Regions from separate parts of the Mus musculus genome. Here region 2 is linked to region 1. Evidence: chromatin contacts called from ENCODE Hi-C or POLR2A ChIA-PET data. All regions are on one chromosome and are shown on one strand. Each heading gives the region's core, a stretch centred on a gene start or an enhancer-like site at or near the end of the contact. The rest is flanking DNA. Distances are from core to core; before and after follow the strand shown. Region 1 holds the start of Cfap77 (cilia and flagella associated protein 77). Region 2 holds the start of 6530402F18Rik (RIKEN cDNA 6530402F18 gene).

The links. A loop is a pair of places that touch in the nucleus more often than their neighbours do. ChIA-PET counts read pairs that join two places held with the same protein, here RNA polymerase II (POLR2A).
Region 2: a loop to region 1 is called in a map of v-Abl transformed pro-B cells, with 2.6 times the contacts of the local background. The contact joins the promoter of 6530402F18Rik here to the promoter of Cfap77 in region 1. A Hi-C loop is called at or near these places in 1 of 37 maps with a recorded cell type or tissue (v-Abl transformed pro-B cells). POLR2A ChIA-PET finds 5 or more read pairs at or near these places in 1 of 5 experiments (embryonic stem cell).

Annotation. Positions count from the first base shown.
Region 1 is chr2:29,052,214-29,058,094 of GRCm38, reverse strand. Cfap77 (cilia and flagella associated protein 77) reads left to right here and starts at 3,029. Exons shown (of 6, transcript NM_001166705.1): 1 at 3,029-3,281. The coding sequence starts at 3,087.
Region 2 is chr2:29,250,590-29,257,239 of GRCm38, reverse strand. It overlaps 6530402F18Rik (RIKEN cDNA 6530402F18 gene), which reads left to right and starts at 4,247. Exons shown (of 2, transcript NR_029460.1): 1 at 4,247-4,775.

The sequences.
Region 1 (5,881 bases), core at 1,780-4,279:
TTCAGCAGGTAAGAGTACTGACTGCTCTTCTGAAGGTCCTGTGTTCAAATTTCAGCAACCACATAGTGGCTCACAACCATCCATAATGAGATCTGATGCCCTCTTCTGGTGCGTCTGAAGACAGCCACAGTGCACTTATTTATAATAATAAATAAATCTAAGAAGAAGAAAAACAAGAACACTTGTTTGCCCTTGCAGGGGACCCAGCACCCACATGGTAGCTCACAACCATCCATAACTCCAGTTCCATGGGATCCAACAACCTCTTCTGACTTCTGCAGGCTTCAGACAAGACATAGGTACATAAACACATGTGCAGGCAAAATACTCATACACATAAAGAAGTCTTTAAAAAGTTTTTATAAAGGAGCTCTGGACACTCAAAGCATCATTACACACACGTTTGTTTAGTGGGGCACTCAGGCATCAGAGGCAAATGGATCTCTGAGTTCCAGGCCAGTTTGGCTTACACTGTGAGTTCCAAGCCAGTTAGGGCTACATAGCTCTCATAATCAGTAGACATAGTGAGGACCTGGCCCTGTCCGAAAGTGCCCTTGACAGTTAATGGTTGTTGGGGACCAGGAGGACTTTATGCCTTAGTGTCAGTCACCCCCACCCATGCTTAGGTCAGCAACCCTAATTGAATTCAGTGGGGCACAAAATAAGATCTGAAAGTGGAAGAGGGACTTGCTGACAAGAAGAGGGAGTTCAGCAATTGGGGAGAGGGAGAAGGAAAAGATATGAACAAAGCTCATTATACACATGCACAAAATTATTAAATGTTTTAAGAAAAATACCCTCAAAAGAAAATGCCCTTTATGCAGGGTGAAGTCTTTAGGGTTTCCAGCAGTTTGAATGAGAATAGCCTCACCTATTTAAACACTTGCCTTCCAGTTGGTGATGATGTTTGGAGAGGTCTAGAGGTGTAGGCCTAGATGAAGTAGGCCACTCACTGGGGTTTAAAAGCCTCCTGCTATTCCCAGTGTTCTTTCCCTCTCCCTCCTGTCCCCTCCCTCCCTTCATCCTGCATGATTGGGGAGTTCAGGATGTGAGGTGTCAGCAAACTTTTCCAGCCACCATGCCTGCCTGCCACAATGGACTGTATGCCTTTAGAACCATCCAAAGGATTGTAAATATGGGCAACATCCTCAGGTTTTTATTGAATCCACTGTATTCAGTTAAAATGACATGCATATGAGTATTTTCTTTCGTATATCTTTGTATGGCATGTATGCACCTGGTGCCTCTTGGAGGCCAGGATTACTGATGGTTGTGATGCATTAACTGGGTACTGGGAATTGAACCCAGGTCCTTGGCAAGAACAGCAAGTCTTCCTCAGTCCTGAACCATTTTTCTTGTCCCCCTGCCCCCCCCCCAATTTTTGACTTTCTGGTAGGATTGAATTTTTTTTAATTAAAAAAAAATTGTGTTGTAGGTTAATAGATCCTTAAGGATAATCTCAGATGCCATTTCCAACTGGGTCTTTATATTTGTTTATTTGGTATGTGTGTGTGTTCATGTGTGCCACAGCATTCTCGTGCAATTCGGGGGACAACTTGGAATGGGTGGGATCTCTTTTCACCATATGGGTCCTGAGAAACAAACTGGGTTGTCAGGCTTAGAGGCAGGTGCCTTCACACCCCGAGCCATCTCCCCGGCCTTATTTTCAGATATTCTTACTCAGTGAACCAAACCTGATGATCTTTTTCAGTTTCCCTCCATTTGATTCCAGAGTCAGACACTATTGATCTAATCCATATTTTTTTTTTCTTTCGAGGTGGGAGGAAGTGTCCAACAGGGAAACTGGCTTGGGACCACCCACTGAATTAGCATTGACCTCAAGCCTAAGAATGCATATTTCTATTGCAGTACGACTGTGTTAGTACCATATCCCAGAGAGAGAGAGAGAGAGAGAGAGAGAGAGAGAGAGAAGAAGAAGAAGAAGAAGAAGAAGAAGAAGAAGAAGAAGGAAGAAGGAAGAAGGAGGAGGAGGAAGAAGAAGAAGAAGAAGAAGAAGAAGAAGAAGAAGAAGAAAGGAAGGAAGAAGAAGGAGGAGGAGAAGGAGGAGGAGAAAGAAGAGGAGGAGGAGGAGGAAGAGAAGAAGAAGAGAAGAAGAAAAGAAGGAGAAAAGAAGAAGAAGAAAGGAAGGAAGAAGAAGGAGGAGGAGAAGGAGGAGGAGAAAGAAGAGGAGGAGGAGGAGGAAGAGAAGAAGAAGAGAAGAAGAAAAGAAGGAGAAAAGAAGAAGAGAAGAAAAGAAGGAGAAAAGAAGAAGAAAAGAAGAAGAGAAGAAGAAGAAAAGAAGGAGAAAAGAAGAGAAGAAGAAAAAAGGAGAAAAGAAGAAGAAAAGAAGGAGAAAAGAAGAAGAAAAGAAGAAAAGAAGAAGAAAAGGAGAAAAGAAGAAGAAAAGAAGAAGAAGGAGAAGGAGGAGGAGGAGGAGGAGGAGGAGGAGAAGAAGAAGAAGAAGAAGAAGAAGAAGAAGAAGAAGAAGGAAGAAGAAGAAGAAGAAGAAGAAGAAGAAGAAGAAGAAGAAGAAGAAGAAGAAGAAGAAGAAGAAGGAAGAAGAAGAAGAAGAAGAAGAAAAGATTCCCTTGGGAGGGAACTGTAACTAGAGTAGGGTAGTTAGAGGGTGGAAGCCAAGGATAAGTGATCCTCTAAAACCTCTTCTCTTTTAACACAACCTAGATTTGATTCTTGGGTTTTTCTATGTTGATTTGAGACAGGTCTAAAAGGTCTCTGTGGTTGCTAAGAATTTCTAGAAAGAAAACCGGAAGCTCTTGAGCTGTTGGCGTCTTGTCACCAAGGAGACGGGACGTTCCATTTTTCCGAAAGGGGTAGTGTAGACACTCTTCCCTCTCTCAGTCTGCTGCGAGGTGCCCAAATCACTCCGAAGAACTGGCGGGGTTTAAGCTTTGGACAGAGGCTCCGCAGGTGGGCGCGCTCTGCTCCGGAGCCTGCCTTGCCGCGAGGTGCACCCCAGGGTCCCCGTGGTGCAGCCCGGAGCGCGCGCTCGCTCGGGGCTGGAGTCCTCAGACAGCGCAGAACTCTGTGGGCTTTGCAGCCAAGGTCTAATCCCGGAGGCCCCTGGGATGCCTGATCCGGCGAAACCCGGGAAAGACCTCACGGCATGGAAAAAGAAGAAGCAGCCCGTGCATCGCACGGTCAGCCAGATCTGCCCGCCGCCCCGACGGCCGCTGACGGTGGTCGACATCCGTACGGGCATGGAGAACGAAAGGCTGGGGGTCGTGCGTGACTCCATGTTTCAGAACCCGCTCATCGTCAAGGTGAGCGCCTGGGCACGATCATCCCCTCCGCGGGCACCGACGCCGCCGATGGGTTCCAGCTGCTGAACTCTCGGGACCCGGGGCCCAGGGTTTGGGCGCAGTGTAGGAAACTTGCTCTGGGTGAAACAGGCCTCCTGGACCCTCTGCAGTCGTAGCCAGTCCAGGAACCTCAGTGTCCTCAAGTGGCACACGTTAGCGGGGTCTTTCCCCACTACTGGGAAAGACTATGGATAGGGCAATCTCTACCGGGCTCGTACCCACAGGGTGACAGACAGGTCTCAGGCACCCATCCATGCCCTTGCCACCCAAGATCCATCTTCCCCAGCACCTCTGGTCTACTATGCAGCAGGTGCTCTGGGACTGACTGTCGGGAAAGTATCACAACACCATCTTAAGTGTGCTGGGGGTGTGAGATTCAAAGCCCTCTAGGAGGCGTGGCTGGCACTTGCGTGGGAGCAGCGTTTATAGACAGATCACTTTCCCTTTCGGTGCTGGTCCTCCGCACTTTTGTCTGTTTTCCTGTCTGGCTAAAAACTACACTTGGGCCGGGCGTGGTGGGGCACGCCTTTAATCCCAGCACTTGGGAGGCAGAGGCAGGCGGATTTTTGAGTTCGATACCAGCCTGGTCTACAAAGTGAGCTCCAGGACAGCCAGGGCTATAGAAAAACCCTGTCTCGAAAAACAAAAACAAAAACAAAACCCAAAAAAAACCTACACGTGGCCGTGGCTCTGCCTCTTTAGGCGCCGGGAGACCGAAAAAGTAAAGTTGAAGTTTAGTGGCGCAAATTTATCTTGTGCCGCTAGAGGGCAGTGTGCTTCTAAAAATTGACCTCGGTTTCCAGGTTCCATAGAGGTATGGGCATGCTGATGGGTTCTTTGACTATAGGCAGACCTATATTGTTAGACCTTTCTGGGCTAATTAATGCTCCCAGGAGGACAGAAGCTAGATACAGGGAACCCATGAAGCAGCATCCTTAGCACTGGCCCCTCTGAGATGTTTCCACAGTGGAACAAGTTTTGCTTACTTCTTGGATTCCTGATCTTAGCAGGTACCTGGGACAGAGAGTTGGAATTCACTGCCTTAGGCCAAGGAGGAAATCAAGGCCTATCAGTGCCTATCAATGGGTGTCCTGATAAAATTCCAACAGTGCTTTTATCTATCTATCTATCTATCTATCTATCTCCCAAATGCTGCCCTCTCCCGACCCCTGTCCTCCCTCGAAGAGTTCCTCTCTCTTCCCCTCCCCTCTGAGAGGGCAGTCCCCCCTCCGTATCTCCCTGCCCTGGTGCATCAAGTCCAACATTGCTTTAATCAGGTGTCACTAGTGTGCAGCTCCTTATATGAGAGGAAGGGCATTATAGAGTCACTTCCACAGTGAATTCTTGTGTAACGTTCACTCCAGGTGGCACATATATAACTGCATGCACTTGTATATATATAGGCCACACATGTGTTATATATTGCTCACTATATGTTTAGCATTTGTATGTAGGTGTATAAACTACAATGTGTGTAAATACAATATGTGAATGCCGCCCCCCTTCCCCTTTGCCTTCTCCCTGGTTAATCAAGGGCAGCATTTGGCCTGTAGGTGGCGCTAACTTAACAGCCTCCAGGAGGAATTCCATCCTTGTTTCTAGAGCTGGAGTTTAGAATGATCATGTTTTTAAAAATATGAGTGATGATTGCTCCACCAGTGGGGTTCTGTTTTCAGGCTGTCCTGGTCCCTGGTGACCAATGGCAGGGGCCACATCCTGATGCGCTTTGGTGACAGGGCTTGGGACACTCTGGTACAAGTGGCACCAGGGGGCAGTCTTTTCCTCCAATTGTTTTTGGTGTTTGAAACTCAGCTAACTGTTAGGATGATGATGTCCGCATTCAGTATTTACCCCTTCCTGTAAGATCTTCCGTCAAAACTCAGCCTGTATAAAAGTTGCCAGAGAGAGAATGTGAAAAAGAAGCCAGCTTCTCCCTGTTGCAGATACTCCTTATAAACCAGTGCATGGGGAAATGTCTGCAAGGCTTTGACGCCAGTTTCTGACAGAGCTGGCTTAAAAGCCACGCCTAAAAGCCCAGCACAACTTTCTCTATGTGAAAAAACAAATTGAATTCTGAAACACGGGGTGGGGGAGACTTAAAGAAAATGGAAATATTACAAGTAGTTAGGGGTTTAGAACATCAAAAAATATGTATACAGTTCTGTCATTTTGATTGAGTTTGATTTATAGGTTCCTTTAAGGGGGTGCCAGTTTTGCTGGCCCCACTGTTGGGGTGAATAGCTTCCTCATCATGTGGGTGCTCTTGGGTCTGAGTGTCTTTGGGGAAATACTGGGAACTGAGGTGTATTTTAGCCTTGTCTGTTCCTGGGCCTAAAGAAGTACATCTCTATGAGAGGAATCCATCACCCTAGAAATATTGACTCTCCTCATGGATAGGTCCCATGATTGTTTGTTTCTTCTCCCTCCCCCCTCCTCTTCTTCCCCTTCCTCCCCCTCTTCCTCCTCTCCCTCCTCCTCTTCTTCTTCCTCTTTCATTTTCTACTTCAAATACAGAGACACTGGCTGAAGAAACCTAACCCCAGTATTTTCTACCCGTGGAA
Region 2 (6,650 bases), core at 2,998-5,497, 200 kb before region 1:
TGCTGCTCATTGAAGAAATCGCTGAAGCCAACCTACCATCCGTGTGTGTGTGTGTGTGTGTGTGTGTGTGTGTGTGTGTGTGTGTGTGTGTGTGTGTGTGTGTGGTGCAGGTTCCTACAGAGGCTAGAAGAGGGCACTAGGGCACTGCATTTCCCTGGACCTGGAGTTATAGGTGATTGTGAGCTACCTCTCAGGACCAAACTCGGGTCCTCTGTAAGAGTTGTACTCTTCTCATAACTGCTGGACCATCTCTCTGACCCTCATCATCCCATTTTAATGCTGAGAAAATTGAGGCCCAGAAAAAGGAAGAAAAGTCTAGTTACAGATCTGCCACAGCTTAAGGTTCCTACACGGTAGGCTCGAGGTATTTAATTGGTTTAGTTCCATATTGTTTCACAGTAGAGCTGTCCAGAGAGAGAGGCTATTATTAATGCCAGCCACTGCGATTTAGGCAAATTGAGGCAGGAAGGAAGCAGCTTGCTCAAGGTTACACCGCTCACTAGCAGAGAGCCTAGCTCTAGAGCCCCGACCCAGAGCCTCTTTGTAGCGTTGCTTTCTGGAGAGGAAAGCTGGTCTGGCTCAGCGTCTGGGGTCTCATATGGACTTGCCTGCCAAAGGACTAGAGTCTACAGGACTCCCAGAACACAGCCAACACCAGGTAAGGCAGGATGCCTTTGCTCAGAGAGATGGGCCAGGAGCTAGGGCTGGCAAGCCCAGTCTGCCCAGAGACTGTTAGCCCCCTGCCTCTGTGAAGAGAAGTTTATTCAACAAAATGCAGACGAGCTAAGAACACGTCCTGCTCTATGTGAGTCTTGTTGTAGGCTGTGCACATCTTGGGAGATGTGTGGATGAAAGGCGCCATATAAAATGCAATCAATTATGAATCACCATTACTGAATTAATCACATGTATGATTAATACGGTAATAATAATTAATGGGAGTATGATCTAGAGATTACAGCTGAGAACGGGCAGGGAGGAGCTGAATGCAGCTTGCAGTTGCTGCTGCTGCCTGGAGTCTTCACCTTAGGGAATGCCTTGGGAGTGAGTCCCGCTCTTCATCTCACACACCAACATGGGCTGCAGAGATCGGAGACCCTGGGATGTCTCCAAACCCCTAAATGGTCCCAGATGTGTCCCAGGCAGCTGCCACCAATTCTTCTATATCTCGACTGATCAAGGTCAAAGGGACAAGGGTTTCTTAAGAATCTGAATTTTGGTCTGGCACAGAGAGTGCAGCTACTGTGGGTGTGGCCAGAATGTGTGGGCAGCTCAGAGCTCAAGGCTCACTTCCTTTGGTAGTATGCGTTCACTTGATCTGTCCCTCCTTCTGTCTGTCTGTGTTGGGATCCCAGGAGGGCTGGACCTCATCTGTCACCTCTCACTGCAGAGCTCATTTTCATTTGCATGTGACTTTATAATTTCCTGTTACTCCTTGATCCTGTTGTTTATTTCCTGATAGCAAAGGATTTGGAAGGCATTGGGAAGATATCTACGACAAAGCCTGTCCCATCTCCCATCTCCCCGGCTTATGGCTTGATATATGTCTCCAAAGCCTTTGTATAGTCTTTCTCTATACGTATGTGACACAAGCATATGCACACACATACATGCTCAGACACACATCTCTTTTAAAAAATAAAGGCCTGTACCACATTGCTGCATTGCTCAAGAATGCTTTTCAGTAACAGATTTTCACACACACACACACACACACACACACACACACACACACACACACACACACTTTGAATTACAACAGAACAGTGAGGGCCAGAGTCCCACCAATGAAGATGATTAGGCCGCGTTAGAGAGGGAGCTATCGGTGATTCTGGTGGGGGTGTTCATTAACACTTTTCTGCCTCTGGTGCTCAGCTGCCTTTCTCTGCCAGTGAAAGGTCATTTGTCAGAAGGCACCTTAATGCAGTTTAGAAATGAACGGGGCCGGGCCACCTGGTCCCTCTACATGGCTGGAATCCTATTCATTCCTGGGCACTTTATTGTTCTTTGAAAGGAATGTCTTTTCCTGGAGGCTGCTGTGGAATTCAGTCAGTTCAGGATGGAAAAGCAGGGGCTGCACTCCCAGATAAATCCCCTTTTCACACTGACGGGGAAACTGAGGCTAAGAGCAAGAAAAGTTCTCCTCAAATGCACACGGCTAGTTAGGTGAGGGGCCAAGAAAGCCCAGTCTCTCTCCCGTGCTGTGATTGTCGCGGCAGCATCTTTGCATGCGTGGGTCACAAGAGCCATCCTGAAACTCAGTAGAGCCAGCCCAGGGTCCCGGGTCATCTGAACTGGAAGTTAAAAGCATCCTTCTCCATGCCTTGTTGAAGGCATCCAGACACTGTATGATGTAACAGCAGGGCACTGCTGGGGATTGATGGCCCTGCCTGGGGGAGACAGCAGGCCAAAGGCCTACAGGGTCATCACTCACCCTGGGCAGAAGCCCCACAGTGTGCCCTTCACTGTTGCCTGAGGCACAAATGCTTACAATCTGAGAGGCTGTGGTCTGCCTGCTTCCTCCAAGGAGTTCCCTCTGGTTGGAGACACTGAGGCCAGGATAGGAATATGTGTGTATTAGGGGAGAGGACATTGGCCTGCATCTGCTTTCCTGGACAGCTTGGTGGGGTGGCCCTTCTTTGAAATCTGAGGATGTGTTCAAGTTGGCACTCAGAAAAGAAAGGTCTTGCCAGTCACACTCGACAGACAGGGAAACTGAGGCTCTGAAAGAACTTGTGTCATGCCACAAATAATCCAGCAAGCCAGTCAGTGGGGGAGCATCCAATTAAGAACATGAAGATCCATCTCCCAAACCAAAATCTTACTTAGTTGCATGACCTTGGCCAAGCCACTTAAGGTCTCTAAACTCCAAGTTGAGGTTAAGTCACACAGCTTGGGGAAGAACTAGGGACCAGTGCACACAGGCCACTTTGCATGCAGTCTGACATGAAAGGCACTCTATAAATTGTTTGTTATTATTATCATCATCATTATTACCAATGACAATCTTTAATTCTTCATTTCCTGCTTGCTTTGTCACAAAATTCCAAATGTTATAACCAACAGAACAACCCTCTGTTAAGATTTAGGGGGAGATGTTGGGAGTAGGGAAGGGTTAAAGTGGGTGTGAGTGGAGGCAGTGGGGTGGGGGCTGAGGTACAAGCCAACCTAGTGACACCCTCTGTGACCTTGGACCAGTCTCTCTCTCTCTCTCCCTCTCCCTCTCTCTCTCTCTCTCTCCCTCTCTCTCTCTCTCTCTCTCTCTCTCTCTCCCCCCACCCCACCCCCTCTAGGTCCTTTGTTCTTGATGCATCCAAATGACATCTCCGTAAATACTGCAGCAAGAACCCACCCAAAGGGGACCAGGAGCACCCCCAAAAGACCCACAAAGCGCCCCTGGGAATACCAGGAAGCACTCTTACAGCCTGCACACAGCCTGGCAGGAAGCCTCCAGGGGGCTGAAGAGAGCACAGGGCTGTCCTAGGGCAGTCAACTCAGTGGCCTCTGCCCGGCATCTGCTGGAGTCCTCCCACGTGGTCCTCCCAGGCCTGCCCCAGGAAGGCAGAGAGCTCCTTAGCAAAGGCCCTCCTGCCCCCCTACTCTGCGCTCCCTGCAGAGCTGGCTTGGCTTCTCCGTCAAAAGCAGGGCCCATCAGGCTGGAGGCGGCGATGTGTCAGCTGGTATTCATGCTTTGGTTGTGCGCTCAGAGCGCTCCCCCTCCCCAGCTCCCCAAATCCACCCACCCACCCCTTTACCCACTGCTCAGGGCCTTCTGGGTGGCAGCGCTTCACACAGAGAGAAAGAGACAGAAACCGAGGAGCAGCAGCCTAGAGCCCTGGCTGTGGGGGGTGGGGGCTGACTCACTTGGCCCCCTCCCTGGTGCCGATGGGGCAGCCCCCACACCCCTGGGCGCTGGCACCGAGTCAGGCCCCACAGTTGGGAAGAAGGGAGATGCAGCTCCGCTGTGCCTGACCCGAGTCCGCTGAGGATGCACCCCGAGCTCAGGGACCGGTTGGTCCTCGGGCCGACAGGCGATGTGTAGGCAGCGACCCCCCACAGCAGGCTCACTCCGGCGGCCGCCTGCTGGGGCCACCCTGGCCGCGGGCCCGCCGGGACACCCCTGTTCGCCGCGCCCCTCCCCGGGCCGAGCTCGTCCCCGGAGCCTCGCAGTATTTCCTTCCTGCACCTTTAAGAAGACCGTTGCTCCGTGGTGGGATGGTGTGTTAAAGCCACACAGAGGAAGTTACGCAGCCCGGATCAGACCGGGAGATAAAAGCCCCGATGGTGACCGTGAGTGATGGCAAGAGGATTTAGCCTCGGCATTAACTTGGAGCGGAGTGCAGGGGGGCGGTGAGGCGCCCCGCCATCTGGCCGGCGCCGCGCCAGGGGGATGTTCAGGCGCCTGGACCAGCAGCGGCGAAGCCCACCCAGGCCAGGGGCTGAGTGGGGCGCGCGTGCAGGTTCTCCCCTGGCTGCCCAGGGGGCCCCAAAAGTTTGCACTTGTTAACAGCGACCTCCCGATCGGCCCGGGAGGGCCATGCAAGCCGCGCGGTTGGCCCCCTTCCCTGGCCCGCGTCTCCGGGACGGCTGCGGGCGGGCCCCCCGGCGGCCCGAGGGTTCCCCAGCCCAGATCTGAGGGTGGCCACCGCAGCGGCGGCGCGGGGCAGGAGTCTCCAGCTCTCAACCCTGCGGCCCGTGCGCCCACCCAGCACCAGCCAGAGGGTGGCGGTCTCCGGCCTCTCGGGGCTCGCTCCGGGAAGCTGCTCCGAGCCCGGGTAAGGCGAGCGGGGAGCGCCGGGGCGGCGGGCGGGGACGGAAGCGCCGCAGTTTCGCCAGGGTGCTTTCATTTTGAAAAGGCTTCGGCGACGGTGCCAGTTCTCCCCGGACCAGGGAGTCACTCGGAGCCTCCTAGCCGAGGTTCGGACGCAAAGTTATCTGGTGGCGGCTGCTACTAAAGGAGGGCTGGAGCCGCGGAAGAGGGGTGTGTGTGCGCGCCGGGTGCAGCATCTTTAAGAAGTAGAGTAGCTAGTCTTCTCTCTGGGCTCCCCGCCACCCAGCTCGTCTTTTTCTATCCGAGCGCCTGTGTGGGGAGGGGATGGGCTGTTGCAATAACGCTGCTTACTCGTGTCTATGAAAAGTAAATTAACCCTTCTCCGCCGGCGCTCCCCTCCCTAATTTAGTCTCCTCTGGGCTCTAAAGGCGCAAGGAGAACTCTTGGCCAGTCAGGTTAGAAACTTCTTTCGGTGCTGTGGAGGGGGTCGGCAGGCGGAGAAGGGGGCTCCACCACCGTGGAGAGTCGCACTCCAGGGAGAGCAAAGACGGGAAGTGGACCTCCAGATCTCGGGTCCGCCCGTTTCGGAGTAAGTTGCGGGTCTTTGCTGGGGGATGGCGGCGACAGGGTCTCCGCGGAGCAGCGCCGGGAAAAAGAATGCGAATAATTCCCTGGAGCTTTGCTCGGTGTCTTTTAATTAAGGGAGGCGATGTCAAATGAGGGGGCAGCCTGGATGCTAGCCTGGCCTTTATTAAAGGCGTGATTATTAATTGCGCCGGTGGTTTGCACCGAACTTCGGAAAGGCAAAACGCAGCGGCGGTTTGTGCTCTATGTGCGGTGCACGCCACTGTCTACGCGCCCGAGCTCAGCGCGGACTCAGCCAGACTCCTGGGTGTCTGCGGGCCTCAGGCTAGCCCCGCCCGTCCTCAGGGACCTACACGAGGCGGCCTCAGCTATACGTCCTCAGAGCTGGGTGTTCTGCCCCGCCCCCAAGAGCCCAACTTTTTGGGGCCCTCCCAGCCGCTGTGAGGGTGACAGGGAGAAACCAGAGTCTGGAGAAAGCTCCCTTCCCAGAACTGGGGACACCGGGACACCCGAACCCGAACGTCCACCAAGGCAGCGGTGAGCGTGGGACAACCCAGGGCGGGGTGGGGGTGGAGGGGAGGTAACCGCCGGCCGTGGGGTTCCCCTTCCCTTCCCGATCCTTCCTACGGCCTCCAAAGCAAGTTTCAGCTTGGGTAATTCTTCTACCTTTTGTCCAGCCTGGGTAGAAGAATTAACCTCCGGTGGACTGCCCCCCCCCCCGCCTCCCCATCATCCCCAGGGACCCTGCGCCCCGCAGAGGCAAGTTTCCCACAAGGAGAGCGCACAGCCCGAGACTCCGGCAGAGCCTGTTGGCAGTCCGGCCAGCTTGGAAAGGCGCTAATTCAATAAGACAGAGAAATCTGAGTTCAGAAATCCTGATAAAATCTAATTTTCGGGTTTTAATACCCAGGCTATCAGACCCCCCCGCCTCGGTTCCTGAGGACTCTTAAAAGAAAATAAAGCGCATTGATTCCATTTGTTTCAGAGAGCTGCAGTTTCTTAATAATATCAGGTGAAGATTTATTTTCCAAGGAGAAAACGATCCGCGAGGATGCAACCTCTTACTCGGAATCTCTCCCCTGCCGGTTCCTCGCTCCCTGCTATCCACCTCGTTTTTTCCGCGGACTCTTGCCCGAGTCCCCCGCCCTTTATTTTCTTTTTGGCAAAAAATCTACTGTAATTTTCGAGTGCCGAGCTCACAGTGCCCCCTCGATGCCAGCAACGCCCAACTGATTGACGGGTTGTAAACACATTTTCCCCTGGCAGATTTTGTTGTTTCCCCCACCCCCCATTT